Regions from separate parts of the Homo sapiens genome. Here region 2 is linked to region 1. Evidence: chromatin contacts called from ENCODE Hi-C or POLR2A ChIA-PET data. All regions are on one chromosome and are shown on one strand. The core of a region is the stretch at or near the end of the contact, and the rest is flanking DNA. Distances in the headings are between cores, read along the strand shown.

The links. A loop is a pair of places that touch in the nucleus more often than their neighbours do. ChIA-PET counts read pairs that join two places held with the same protein, here RNA polymerase II (POLR2A).
Region 2: POLR2A ChIA-PET joins it to region 1 with 11 read pairs in BJ. The contact joins two enhancer-like sites. A Hi-C loop is called at or near these places in 1 of 168 maps with a recorded cell type or tissue (astrocyte of the cerebellum). POLR2A ChIA-PET finds 5 or more read pairs at or near these places in 2 of 52 experiments (BJ and H1).

Annotation. Positions count from the first base shown.
Region 1 is chr6:38,151,343-38,158,105 of GRCh38, forward strand. ZFAND3 (zinc finger AN1-type containing 3) reads left to right here. Exons shown (of 6, transcript NM_021943.3): 6 at 893-3,282. The coding sequence ends at 1,047. Among named protein-coding and RNA genes, the nearest start is that of BTBD9-AS1, 330 kb to the right of the region's middle. RefSeq lists an enhancer at 1,695-2,315. Within about 2 kb of position 3,994, at least 5 of the 41 ENCODE cell types and tissues checked have a DNase peak (open chromatin) inside an H3K27ac peak, as active enhancers do.
Region 2 is chr6:38,260,236-38,267,382 of GRCh38, forward strand. The region is part of intron 8 of BTBD9 (BTB domain containing 9); the gene reads right to left. Among named protein-coding and RNA genes, the nearest start is that of BTBD9-AS1, 220 kb to the right of the region's middle. Within about 2 kb of position 2,441, at least 7 of the 41 ENCODE cell types and tissues checked have a DNase peak (open chromatin) inside an H3K27ac peak, as active enhancers do.

The sequences.
Region 1 (6,763 bases), core at 2,744-5,243:
CCTTGCAGCATCCTGCGCTTCTGGGAGGGAAAGACAGCTGGAGGCCTGAGTGTGGGCATCTCAACCTCTCTCACCTACCCAGTGGAGTGAAGGACAGCTGGGGGTCCGAGTGTGGGCATCTCAACCTCTCTCACCTACCCAGTGGAGTGAAGGACAGCTGGGGGTCCGAGTGTGGGCATCTCAACCTCTCTCACCTACCCAGTGGAGGGAAGGACAGCTGGGGGCCCGAGTGTGGGCATCTCAACCTCTCTCACCTACCCAGTGCAGTTAGAAGTGTCAGATTCCTTGGAGATGGCGATTGGAGCCCAGCATTGCTGTCTCCTCTGTTTCTATCTAATACTTTTTCTAGCACTAGAAATAATCCACTTTCCTTTGAGAGCTCCCACTCATTTTTGGGTTGTGGTTTGATCACTCCCACCATCCTCTCAAGCCCCGGCTGTACAGGAGGTGGAATGTCATTTAAGACATAATCATTTCTCCTGCCTCCTAGAAATGGTGGGCATCCTGTGGTGGAAATCACAGTTTGCCCGAGCCAAGCAGAGAGCTGAGCTGACAGCCTGTGCTCTTCCGCCTGCATGGTGCTGGAGAGGAGCGCAGAGCCCACTCATTTGCAAGGACAGGGCTGTGTCTCGCAGCCATCAACTTAGGGTTCTACCCTTCAAGGGTCCAGGCAGGGACAGGCTTGAGCAGCTGTGGAATGCAAAGTGCTGACCCTCTTGCTCCAGGGTGCAGGTGTTGGAGTGAGCTCTCTGCTGCATCAGGAACCCCTGCAGTGAGTGTTGTCCACTCACTGGGATGCCCCTCCATCCTCTGGACAAAGGCAATTGTGAGGCTCTGCGCACTTGGAGGCCACCCTAACACACTCTTTCCTCTGCTTCTCCCGCTGCTGCAGGTTATGTGTTCTGTATGTTACATCGCCTCCCCGAGCAGCACGACTGCACATTCGACCACATGGGCCGTGGCCGGGAGGAAGCCATCATGAAAATGGTGAAGCTGGACCGGAAAGTGGGGCGCTCCTGCCAGCGCATCGGGGAGGGGTGCTCCTGAAGGCCAGGCATGGCCACCACGTGACGCTGTTCTTAGTTCACTAATGTTAGCCTTATTTAGGACAAAGTCAGCCAGACACCTTGTACTGGGCACGCGTCAGACTGCAGCCAGTCCGTTTCCTTTCTTTAGCCAGCCATCCTGGTACTGTAGTTTAGGGGTTGATGGTGGTTGAAATTGATTTCTGGCTGGTTACTAAGGTGCCTGCTAGCCATTGTATAAAATTAAAACATGAAGAATATTTTTTTTTTGAGCATGGCTAGTGGATTTAAAACAACACATACCTGTCACTGCTGGAGTCAAACTTATAAAAAGCCTTAAGTGGAAAGTGTTCCAGACGGAGACTCTGAGTTAATAGAGGAGTAGAAGCTGGTGTTAAAGTTCCCACGACGCACATGGCTTTGCCAGAAACTCTGTTTAATGATCGGCCTTTCACCTCTTCACTTATCCTTAGTCCCAGTAGCCAGGATACCTGATGGCCACGTGTGCCTTGGCCACGGGAGGCTGCTGAGATTGGCCACGTGGCTGGGCTGGGTGGTGGCCTCACTCTCCCACAGAGCTGGAAATGGGGGGTGGGGGACAGATTCTTACGGAAATTTTTTTACCTGACTTGCTATGAAAAAACTCATCACACAAGAAGAGAAACAGTAACCTCACTTTGAAAATTAGCTCCACTCAAGACTAGTCCACGAACGAGACCCGCCTTTTCTACACAGGATCCAAGGTCACGAGAAGCAGCCAGAGTGCCCCGCCTCCGCCGGCTCTGGTCTGCCATTCGCCAGTGCAGGGATCTGGCACGGACCAGATGTGGCGAATGGCAGCACAGCGCGGTGGCTGGGTCTGCACACTGGCCTCTGCAGCCAGATTTCTATATTGGGAGTTTTTTAAAAAGACATTTCATAGCCAACAAGAATCAGTAGAAGTGCTGGGAGCAGCAGCTGGGGAAGCTGCCGCCCACGGGCTCTGCCCCTTCCAGCTGGAGCCGCCCGTGCCTCCAGGGGCCAAGAGGATGATGTCGTGGCCTCCATTCTCGTTTCTATGCAGCCCCATAGTCCAAGGACACCCAGTCCACATCTACCATATAGCAAGTTTAGTAAGGGAAGGCAGCATACGTCCCAGGGACAGTGGGTTTGGATCTGTCTAGAACAGCGGTTTGTGGCTGTGGCCCAGCTCCGAGAGTGATATTTGCTCTGGTAGGTGAGGGCCTGAGGGTACATTTCTCCACCTGTGCCCCCTCATGTTCACAGAGGATTTCAGCAGCTGCAACTGCGCACGCCAGGTGGGGAAGGGTGGGGGTGGGCCTGGTTGCCCCATGTTAGGAAATCACTACCAGTCAGGTGGGGCTGGGGCTGGGTGGACAGGATCAGGATTCCCTTGAAAGCCCAGGCAGGGTGAGCAGTCCCAGTGGTCCTAGTGCCGCATCAGATCCAGGTGGGTGAGGGCAGGAGGCCCCTGCGGAGGCAGCGTGGATCTGCCCACACATAGGCTACTGGAATAGTTTAACCCAGCAACTTTCCTTTTTATAAAACAACAAATGGTTCAACTCTGTCTGCAAATTAACAGCTGAACACCTGCAACTGCAAATGTTTTTTGATCCGACGTACTGAAATAGGAAGTCATGCTCTTCCCACCCTCCACCCACCAGAGTGGAACCCGCTGCAAAATCCCCAGCCTTAATTCTTGCTTCAGGACCCAGACCGGTGTCTTGCTCTAGGGCAACCCAGGGCAGAGGGGCCAGGTCTGCCCAGCGTTTACCACTGCTGTCAAGCCACAGCCCTTGGCCACCATACGGGCCATCCTCAGTGAGGCAGCCCCCCATAGGCTTCCGCCAAGCTCTGGTCCCGAAGAGGCTGTGCGAGCCCTTCCCGGCCCTCCCCAGGGCCCCCCGCCCCCTCCTCTGCCTGCTGCGTGGAGGCAGCCATGGGAAGGAGCCCAGGGGAGCTGGCCTGGGGGAGCGAAGCCCATGTTCGCTTCCTGACTTAGAGCTGGGGGGGGTGGGGGGTGGGGCTTGTTCCCCTGCAGTATCTGTTCTGTGAAGTTTGTTAAATGTAAGGAAAGCTTAAATTCTTGTATCTTTAAAAGAGAAAATCTTATTTAACCCTTTTGTGTTCTAGATTTACTTACACACATAGCCTAGAGCTCAGTTTTAGTTTTAACATTGTGAAAATATTAAAAGAATCTTGTAACTTTATTCTTTTTTCTCCTGCTGAAAAAAAAAATTAAACCAATCGTATGAAAGTTTGGTTTTCTTGTTTCACCCCTTCTCCTAAGTGCCCCCTGGGTTGCTGGGAAAACTGACCCATCTCCCTGGCCAGGGCTGGAAAGAGATGGGGGCCTGTGTGCAGAGACCGTCTGCAGTACTTGGAGGCACTCGTCCAGTTAGTGTCCAGGCTAAACAGCCGCTTCCTTGCTTTCTGTTGGGAGCCTCTGCCCTGGGAAGCTGCGGGACTGGCCTTGGGGTAAAGGTGGGTCTGCAGGGCCAAGCCTGTGCCAGCAGCCAGGAGGTTACACACTGGGGGGGATCAGAAAACGAGCCCCAGCCCTGAGGGCCCCAGGCGTGGGTGGGGTGGGTGCTGGGTCCTGAGGGAAGGCAGCATGCCCTAGACCCGAACCCCACCCTAGGAAGGGCCTCCAGGATGGATGACGAAGGCTCCCAAAGGCTGGCTTGGAGGAGGTGTGTGCTGTGGCACTCTTTGGTGTATAGGATGAACTTAACTACATTTTTAAATGTTCAAAAAACATTTGGCAGGGCAGGGGCGAGGCACAGGAGTGGGACCTGTCCCCACTTCTTTTAGGACAGAGATATTGACCGCATAGTTGTCATGAGCGTGATGAAAATCCTCAGAGGAAATCAGAGGCCCAGTGGCGATGAACAAGCACGGGGGCAAAGGGCAAGAGAGGGCCTTGGTGGCCTGGGTGTGAGGCGGGCCTGCAGGGAGCAGTGGGCTGTGCTCTGCCCACTGGTCCACAGGAACTGGGTCTGCGTCAGCTCCTTCCTGATTGCTTCACAGAGCAACAGTCCACAGCAACAACATAACTGTTGTTATGCCAACAACAGTCCACAGCAAGAAGAGGGGATGGTGGGAAGACAAGCAGAAACCTTCCTGCTGGGTGGCGTGAGAAACAGGAAACCATGGGTGGGAGTGGGCCGTGGTCTTCAAGGGAGCCATCAGCAGCACATTCAGGGAGCTGTGAGCAGCCCCTCTAGCCCCAAGAAGGGGGTCTCCAAGAGAGAGGGCCCCAGATGGGCACAACAGTAACACAGATACCCAAGAGAAGTCTGCAGGAGTCTCAAAACCTGATTTCCTCAGCAGCCATTCTCGCAACTACATGGGGGAAGGCTGCAGTGAGGGAGGAGTGATCGGAGAAAGACATGGAGACTTGGGACCTGGGGCGGGCTCTGGGGGAACTCAGCACACAGCTCGAGGCCTGCGAGGTGGCCCCATATCTTGTCAGCACTGGGTCCTGTCAGAGGGCTTGGAGAAGGTCTAAGAATCAGAGACAGATACAGACAATTAAGCAAGTAATAACAGTGTATTAATGCCTAAGCAGAAATACACAGGAAGAGGAGCTGCAGACCCTGTGTGACTCAGCTGTGAATAATATTTACGTACAAATAATGTAAACACAAATACTAGTGAATATTGCTCTGGTAAAAATATATGCTGGATCTCAGTAGGAGACTGGGAGAGGGAAAGAATGTGCCTGTGTATTGGTGGCAGAGGATAAGAGAGCCAAGTTCTTGTTCTTAGCAGGAAATCAACAAAGGATGTCCAAAGCTGAAAACTTGAGAGTAGTATGTTATTTAGAAATATGGAGGTAAAAGAGGAGGAAAAAGCTTAGAAGTTAAAATTGGTTTTCTTTGGGGTAGGAGATAGGAATGCAGTAGGCCTTATATTTACGACTACAGTTAAACATATAACATTGATTGAAAAATTGAAATGCTTTAATAAGGGAATGATGGAAGCCCTTCCTGGGAACTGAGGGGCCAAGTCCTCAGAAACCTGCCTTACTGTTCTCTGAAAGTGGGTTTCAGGGAGTTCAGGTCTCTGAGATGCAACATAGAGTGTTGGTTTTGATCAGAGCTGCTTTGGAAGATGCAGGCAGCTGGCACATCACAACACAGCACATGTTTAAAACCCTGAAGGCTGAGGGCGGTGGCTTGAGCTTATAATGCCAGCACTTTGGGAGGCCAAGGTGGGAAGATCCCTTGAGTCCAGGAGTTCGAGACCAGGCAACATGGTGAGACCTCATCTCTACGAAAAAATATTTTTTTTTTCTTTTCAAACCCTGCATGTGGCATGTGATGCAAAAAAAAAAAAAAAAATTTAATTGCTGCGGGGAGCGGGTGGTGGTACACGCCTGATAGTCCCAGCTACTCAGGAGGTGGAGGCGGGAGGATCACTTGAGCCCAGAGTTGGAGGCTGCAGTGAGCTAGGATTGCACCACTGCACTCCAGCATGGGCAACAGCCTGAGAGCCCATATCTAAACATATATATGTATTTTTTTTTTTAATTTAAAAACCCTGGGAAAGGTGGCTGTGGCAACACCAAGCTTATTTGTTACCAAAAAAACTTTTCTTAATCAGCACACCTTGGGAAAAGTTGCCCTGGTTCATTGAGCACCTACTGTGCGCCAAACACCTGAAAAACTCTCCCTTGATCCTGTGTGATTCCACTTGGAGGTACCTAGAGTAGTCAAATTCACTCCCTTCAGGTCAGCCTGGAAGTTCCTATCTCCGGGCTTCTGTGGTATGCCATCCAGCAACCCAGATGTTTGGCTGGGCAGACAGATGGAATGTCACCTTTCCTTTGGCTTAAATGCTGTGCCCAAATTCACACAGAAACACAGAAGGGTGTTTCCTGCCCGTCACTGGAGAGCCTGGGATGGAAAAAGTGCCTGGAGCAGGAAGATGGCAACACCGAGTGCGTGCTGGGCCCAGGCCTGGCCCTCCCGCTGCACACCCTCTGGAGCGTCCCACAGGGTTAGGTGATTGAATTGTTGGCAGATGAGAGCACCCCAGACCCGGGACCTAATAAAAGGCCTTTTGAGTTTTCGACCTGGAAGGACCCCACACCTCAGGCTCCCCTCCTGGCCACCTCTTCCAGGCAGCTCTATCAATCCTAGCAGTGAGGAGTGCAGTTGAAGGGGCCTGGGGCACACATCACAGGGTTCGATGGGAGAACTTGCTGACAGGGAGCTGGAGTGTCTCTGGAGTCCTCAGGCCCACATCCACCAAACACCAGGAGGAGCTGAAGAGGAGGGACTCCCAGACTAGGAGGAGAGGGATCTGCTGTGTATGACAAGGTGCCCAAGTTCGGGGTGGGGGTGGGGACCAAGACATAGACCCCAGAGGTAAAGCTCTGGGTCTGCACCGTGGCAGCCCCATTAGGGGCATCTTCCAGCCCACAGCCCTGGCTAGGGTGACCTTCATTCAACACCTGCTATATGCCAGGCAGCATCCCAGACACTGGGGATATGATGGTGACCCAAACTACAGCTATAGGGAACAAAATAAGGGCAGTGCAAAGAATATTAGAGGGGTGACAGGCATACACGATACGCAGGGGGAAGGGAGCAGGGGGAGAAGCATAGGGTCTGAGGGTCTTTGTCTGCGATGGGCATGGAGGGCCCTGCCTGCCGCTTGGGGGTTCGGTCAGGCTGCCACTGTGCGAGGAACAGCCTGCAGGGAGTGAGGGAGGTACACAGACCAGAGGA
Region 2 (7,147 bases), core at 1,191-3,690, 110 kb after region 1:
CAGTAGAGTAAAACTAGGGGAAAACTTCAAATCAATTAATCATTCTCTTCATTTAACAGTTCTGTTACCATAACTGTTGTTGGAAGATAATGTTGAGGTTATTTTCCCCAGTGGGATTTTTAATTATTTATGGAGAGCTAGGTTTATCATATTCCCTATCCTTCTAGATAATCATAAGCTAGTGTTTCTACAGAGGACTGAAATGAAAATGGTCAGTCCGTTTTGGGATAGAACCTAACCACATCTCAAAACATTTCATGGAAAATGACAGCCTTGAAGAGGATATGGGATATGGAGAAGATAAAAAAAAGAAGGATAAATTATGAGTATCATATATGTTCTAGTAGATATTCTTGGAGTGATAACATATTTGAGGAAAATTTTAAGTTGTATATATCATGCTCTGTAAGTAGCTTATTCTATAAAAGTCCTCCAATTTGTTTCAAGGCAAATTATTATCTTAAAATGAAGGTAATCTGAAATTCCAGTAACTTTTAAAACATATACACACAGTGCATATGGTTTGTAACTTGCTACTTTTGCTTAATGGTCTATTATGAATATCTTTTTGTAACATCAAATATTCTTCTACATCATATGTACTGACTTCATAGTATTTCACTGTATGGATGTCTCATACTTTATTTAATCAATCTATTATTATCTGACACTTAAGTAGTTAATATTTCACTGTTATGAAAATTCTTTTTTTTTTCTTTGGAAACAGGGTTTTGCTTTGTTGCCCAGGCTGCAGAATGCAGTGGCACAATCATAGCTCACTGCAGCCTCAATTTCCTGGACTCAAGTGATCCTCCTGCCTCAGCTTCCTGAGTAGCTAGGACTACAGGTGCACACCACCACGCCCAGCTGATATTTTTTTTTTTTTAATTTTGTTGCCTAGGCTAGTCTCCAACTCCTGGCCTTAAGCAATCCCTCCACCTCAGCTTCTCAAAGTGTTGGGATTAAAAGCATGAGCCACTGAGTCCAGCGTATTATGAAAATTTTGTGATAGACATTCTTAAGCTAAATCTATGATTATTGTCTTTGAATGATTCTGTAAGTGAAACTCCTGGAACAGGGCATATAACATCTTGAGGCTTTGATGTATATCATAAAATAGCTGTATACTTCTATTCCCCCCAACCCCAAGCAAAAATCTATACCAATTTATATTAACACTACCAGCACTGCATAACAAATGCCTGTTTCTGTGCATCATCACCAATATTATATATTATGTTTAAAAATACTGCTAATTTGATAGCTGAAATATCTTATTAATCTGCAATTTTTAACTTATTGAGCTTGAACATTTTACCCATTTTCTACTTATATGTATCTTTTTGTTAATGACTTACAAAATGTCCTCTATATTTAAAGGATATTAATCCACTGCCTATCATAGTTTGCATGCTGAAGGTATTAATTTTTATTAGCCTAGTCTATCGATCTTTACCTCACTAATTTATTCTGGCCTAAATTCTTTTTTTCTGAACAGCAGCCAAGTGCTCATACTGGTTGAGACATCCTCTCTCTAGTCCTCTATTAAGAGTCCCCAGGGACTGGAGATGTGGGGTCATGGTGACTCCTGAGTGGAAAAGGGACACTGACGGATCTCAGGTCATCGAGCCTAGGGCTCAGACTCAACCTACATGTTGAAGTTTTAAAGAGGACTTCTAACTCATGCCTAGGATGCACATTTGCTTGGAATTTAGGCTTAGCCAGGAATTAAACCCCTTTGTTGATTTGACTGAAAAAAGCAACTGCAGCTGAAGAATACTAAAGGAAAAACTGATTCAACCTCTGCTTTTCCATTGAGAGGAATTTTGCTCTACCAATTCCCTTCACTTCTTTGGCTGCCTGCAAAGTGTATTCTTATGTCTTTGTGCCTGCAACAACAGAGAGCTATTTCTGACTTGTAAACTAGCTGGGAATGTTTGCATGGTGAGCTCATCCAGGACAGACACTCTCTATGACCTTAACTGAAATGAGCTCCTTAAACATACACAGCACACTTCCACCCATAGATCAGAAGCCATTTTCAAAAGGGGCTGAATAAAGGAAGTTGCTGGCCAAGATTTATTGATGCAGATCAGGTCGGTGTTTAGCTGTTGCCACAAACCTCTCTAACTAATGAGCACAGCATGAAATGCCTGGTGATATTATATATGTTGTCTCCTCCATCTTCCCTTATTCTCATTGTGCAGTTTCCCTAAAAGCAGTGAAGTGCTGGGCTTTTTTTTTTTTTTAATTGATTAGCAGATGTGATTTTGCTTACATCTTCCATAAATGCTCTGGCTGGCTGCATACCATTGATTACCAGGGGTTCAGTTTACAGCAACTAATTGCTCTCCTTGCTGGTATTTTGATACAAAATTCAATAGCGAATATGTTTTCAAAACTCTTTTCTTTGTGGCTTGAGTCAGAAGTGACTCAATGCAAACCCAGTGGACTGAGGTTTCCAGTCTTTAAAATAGTTGCTCTCTCATCAGTCTGTGAAGAAAGTTTCCAAATTGTAGCATTTTAATTGGAAAGTCTACATTATGCATGCGATGACAAACTATGTTGTGCTGAATGGCACTTTTTTCATCCTTTTCTTAAGGGATTAATACTGTGCCAGATTGTGAACAATGGCTGAAGTATAACAGTTGAGGTCAACAGCTTCTCCACTGAATTGGTGCCTTTTAGACCAGAAGCAAGGGCCTGTTTTGCCTGTTTCTAACTGTCCATCATTTGTGGGAAATTCCACTGGAAGGCCTGGGACCATAATGCCACTGTTGCTAAATTTTCTCATTTGGGTGAAAACCAACTAAAGGAAGATCAGCAACCAGGATATTAGTGACAGTGCAATAACTTATGATCAAATCCATTCCTAATCTTTCAGTTAAAGTGAAAGATACTCCTGATCTCAAAAATGTATACAGTATATTCTTTGGTAAAGATCCTTTAAGTTCTTCAGAAATAATTGTCTTCCATTCAACAATTCAAAAAATATTTACTGAATAACTACTCAGTAACATTAGGCAAGTCACTTTACTTATACTTTGGTTTCATCCTTTGTGACATTAAATGTCGAGATTTGATGGCTTCTCAGCACTCTTCCAGTTCTAACATTTAATATTCTGTTATAGCATATGCAGAGGTTTTTTTGGTATGTCTGTACATTACACAGTAACTCCTGTCTTTGACAACTCTTTCCAGCACAACCTCAAGGTGGACATGGGAGATTCCTGAGCTCAGTTTATCCTCTGGACTTGGAAGCTGCCCAATCCATGCTGGGCTAATCAGATTTCCTTTCTCAAAAATTTAGAATTATGTGAGATTCCAGCCTAACGTGCCCTGTTCACTTAAAATGAGATGATGAAAATACAGGCATTCTGGGGTGAGTCTCTTTGATCACAGGCATACAGAAGCAAAGAAAGATACCTGCAGTGAGAAGCAGAGACCACAGGCTGTGCAGTCCAGGGAGGGCTACCTGGGGTCCCGACAGATTCCAATGTCTGGTTTCAAAACCTACTAGGGCCCTCCGAGTTTCTCCTCTAGTATTCCGTGAGAAATCTTCTAATCACTTAAATAAAGTTACCATTTGCGGCTTAACCTATCTTTACTTGGTTTCTGTTACTTGGAACTAAAAGGGCCAAAGATAAGCTCCTGGTGGAGTGCACTGGACAGAAAAGGTACGCAATAAGAGTAGATGTTATGGCAGTGAGGATAGCAATGATACCGTGATGGCTACAGGACCAGAGAGACAACGAGGTAAAGAGCAGGGGTGGTGGGAAACCTCCCTTATGATGGCAATCTTTTCGTTCAATTATGAAAGAGGATTCTATGTAGAAACGGAGAGCGGTAAGACTGTGGTGTACGGTGGCAAGGCAAAACAGGCTTTGGAGTGGGCTCAGTGGCATCAGTGGAGCTGCAGGGAGAGAGCCTTGCAAAGATGGAACAATCAGTGTAGTTTATAACTCTCCTCAGCGGTGGCACTGGGGAAGCAGGGCCAACAGTGACAAGGAGGATACAGGCCAGGGTCAGAGAACGAAGGGCCAGGAAAAGTAATGACCACCTGTAGGCTTCTGAGGAGGTAAGTGGGATCAGAGATGGTAGACTAATGTTCAGAACAGAGAGAGACTGGAGGTCATGATGCAAAGAACAGATGCGGCAGCTGTAAAGGTGAGGGAGAGAGGTAAGGAGTTGTGGTGACAAAGGGAAACTTCAGCACTTTCACCTAATTCGGAAAAGTCCAGTTCCTGCTCCTCTGGATGAGAAGCAGAAAGACAAACAACACATTAGGGTCCCTATTCTAATCTCTGCTACTGAGGGGCAGGAGGGAGCCTGTAACAGCTTCCAGAAGGAATTAATACAGCTTCAGAGAAACAACTCTGCCGGTGAGAAAGAGGGACTTTCCCAAAGATGAGAGGGCTCCTTATCGTCAGCTGTCACAGGGTTCGATGACGTGGCTTCACCCTCAGGTGGGGAGCAAGGTCCAGCTGAGAAGAGCTGCTGGAGGACGCTGAGTCCAAAATGAGATTCTCAGCGGGAGCCTAGAGCCCAGTAACCATGTTTTCTTAAAAGTGTGTGAAGTAGACCAGGCGGCTGCCCTGCAGATTCCAGACATGAGAACCCCTGAGGTGTTGCCACTGCAGAGGCCTGCCTCTGAATGGGCCACGACCTTTCAGGGCAAAGGGAACACCAGTCTCCTAATAGCAGGAGGAGGGAAAAACTGGCTGCTCATCAGATGGAATGGATTCTGGGGAAATGCATTAGTCAAAGGACATCAGAGAGTCTACCTACTGTCTCATAATGTTTAATCTCTCATATCTGGGACGTGGAGGGTGATTTCTCTAAAAGGGGAAGAAACGATGGCACTGATTAACAATATTCTCTTGCAGGTAGCCAGAGAAAAGGCAAGCAGAAGCTCTCGGGTGTGTGGCATATGTAGTTTCTGTGTTTAGTCAACTGAAGTCCAGGATTACAAAAATGTGAGGAGGTGGCAAGTATACATTTTGGCTCCACTGTGTAGGCTGGCTCATTGAGAAAGGGGGATATTTAAGGAGGGATTTTCTTTCTCATGAAATCTTATATTTGATATAGTATAATTATTTATTTATTTATTTAAAGCCCACATACCATGAGAAATATAGTATAATCTAGGTATGTTATCTGAAAGTGGAAAAATATCAATGGAGAATATGCCTGGAGGATATAACTGTGGAAAGCTGGATGGGGCAAAACTTTCCAAAACTTGGAGACAATACAAAACTACCAATCTTTTTTTTTTTTTTTTTTTAAGACAGGGTCTCAATCTGTTGCCCAGGCTGGAGTTCAGTGGCGTAATCTTGGCTTACTGCAACCTCTGCTCACTGCAACCTCCACCTCCCGGGCTCAAGTGATCCTCCCACCTCAGCCTCCCAAGTAGCTGAGACTACAGGCACTCGCCACCAGGCCTGGCTAATTTTTTGTATTTTTTTGTAGAGAAGGTGATTTGCCATGTTGCCCAGATAGGTCTCAAACTCCTGGGCTCAAGCGACCTGCCTGCCTCAGCCTCCCACAGTGCTGGGCTTACAGGCGTGAGCTACCACACCTGGCTAAAACAACCAACTTTTAACAGCTAACTAAGACCATCTTTTCACTTCTTAGAAAGATTAAGTTTTTAACTTCAAGTTTTAGGTGATAACATAAAAGCTAACACCACATTACCAAATACATGGCTGCAGCTGCAATATTCATTAGATACTGAGTGTGGAATGAATGGTGAACAATTAATCATAGTCCCACCTCACATTCACACAGTCCTCACTAGTTTCAAAATGTTTTTGCATACATTATCACATTTGGAAAAAAAACAATTTATAATCAGCACATTTCCTGCTTTCAACGCAAATCTATTTTCCTAAGTTTCCTGGTTAATTTTCTTACATGGGCTAAACACTGCCCAAGCAATCTTTTACAGATTATTTAATCACTTGACAAACTCTTTTTTTTCTTTTAACAAATAAATTTTGCCCCAGGCTTATGATCTAGACTTCATACTACACAGTCCAATTTAATGAAAATTCTCAGCCAGGCACGGTGGCTCACACCTGTAATCCCAGCACTTTAGGAGGCTGAGGTGGGTGGATCACCCGAGGTCAGGAGTTCAAGACCAGCCTGGGCAACATGGGGAAACCCCATCTCTATTAAAAATACAAAAATTAGCCGGGCGTGGCAGCGTGCACCTGTAATCCCAGTTACTCAGGAGGCTGAGGCAGGAGAATCACTTGGACCCGAGAGAAGGGGGTTGCAGGGAGCCGAGATTGTGCCATTGCATTCCAGCCTGGGCGACAAGAGCAAAACTCAGTCTCAACAAGAAAGAAAGGAAAGAAAGGAAAGAAAGGAAAGAAAGAAAGAAAGAAAGAAAGAAAGAAAGAAAGAAAGAAAGAAAGAAAGAAAGAAAGAAAGAAAGAAAGAAGAAAAAGAAAATTATCTCATTTTATGCTTTCAATGTGGAAATATGATAAAAATTTGTCCAGGCCAAACAGCCCTTGAGAAGAAAAGCATTCTTATATTTTGGAAAGTGACTCTAATACAGCCCCTTCCTTAAGCAAAATGTTGGCATCAAAAATATTGGGAACCCCTCAAATGGTCTTATGATATTTTAAAAGGTGAAGTCACAATATGTTACAGACCTTTTGGGCAGTGACACACTAGGCAGGTATGCAGCTTTTACGGATCTTCCCCCGTGTTTAAATTTGGCATCACCAATTCCCCTCTCCAGCAAGGCCATCTGCCTTGATCCCAGCAGCTTCCTCCTCTTGATGAATATATACAATCAGTGAGATCAGCCTGATTTGGTTCACCGGCAGGATCAGAAAAGGATGTGTGAGAGGCAGAAATGCCGAGGTCCTGCCCAGACGATAGGGCTTAGCTCCCAGGCATCAGGTCCAGCTGGCTTTTAGCTTCATTTGCTAGGAAGGCTATTACGGGCTGTTGTGAATGTAAAAGGCCAGAATCAGTTTCTTCTGTTAATAGCTGAAGGCAATATGCATTTGTGTGAGCTTTTCTGTTCTCTGTCCTCAATTCTATGAAATTATTAGGAGGGCGATAAGAACAGACAGACACATTAAAGAGCTCAAAATGTACTAATCTACAGCTGAGTGTTAAGAATTCTTGG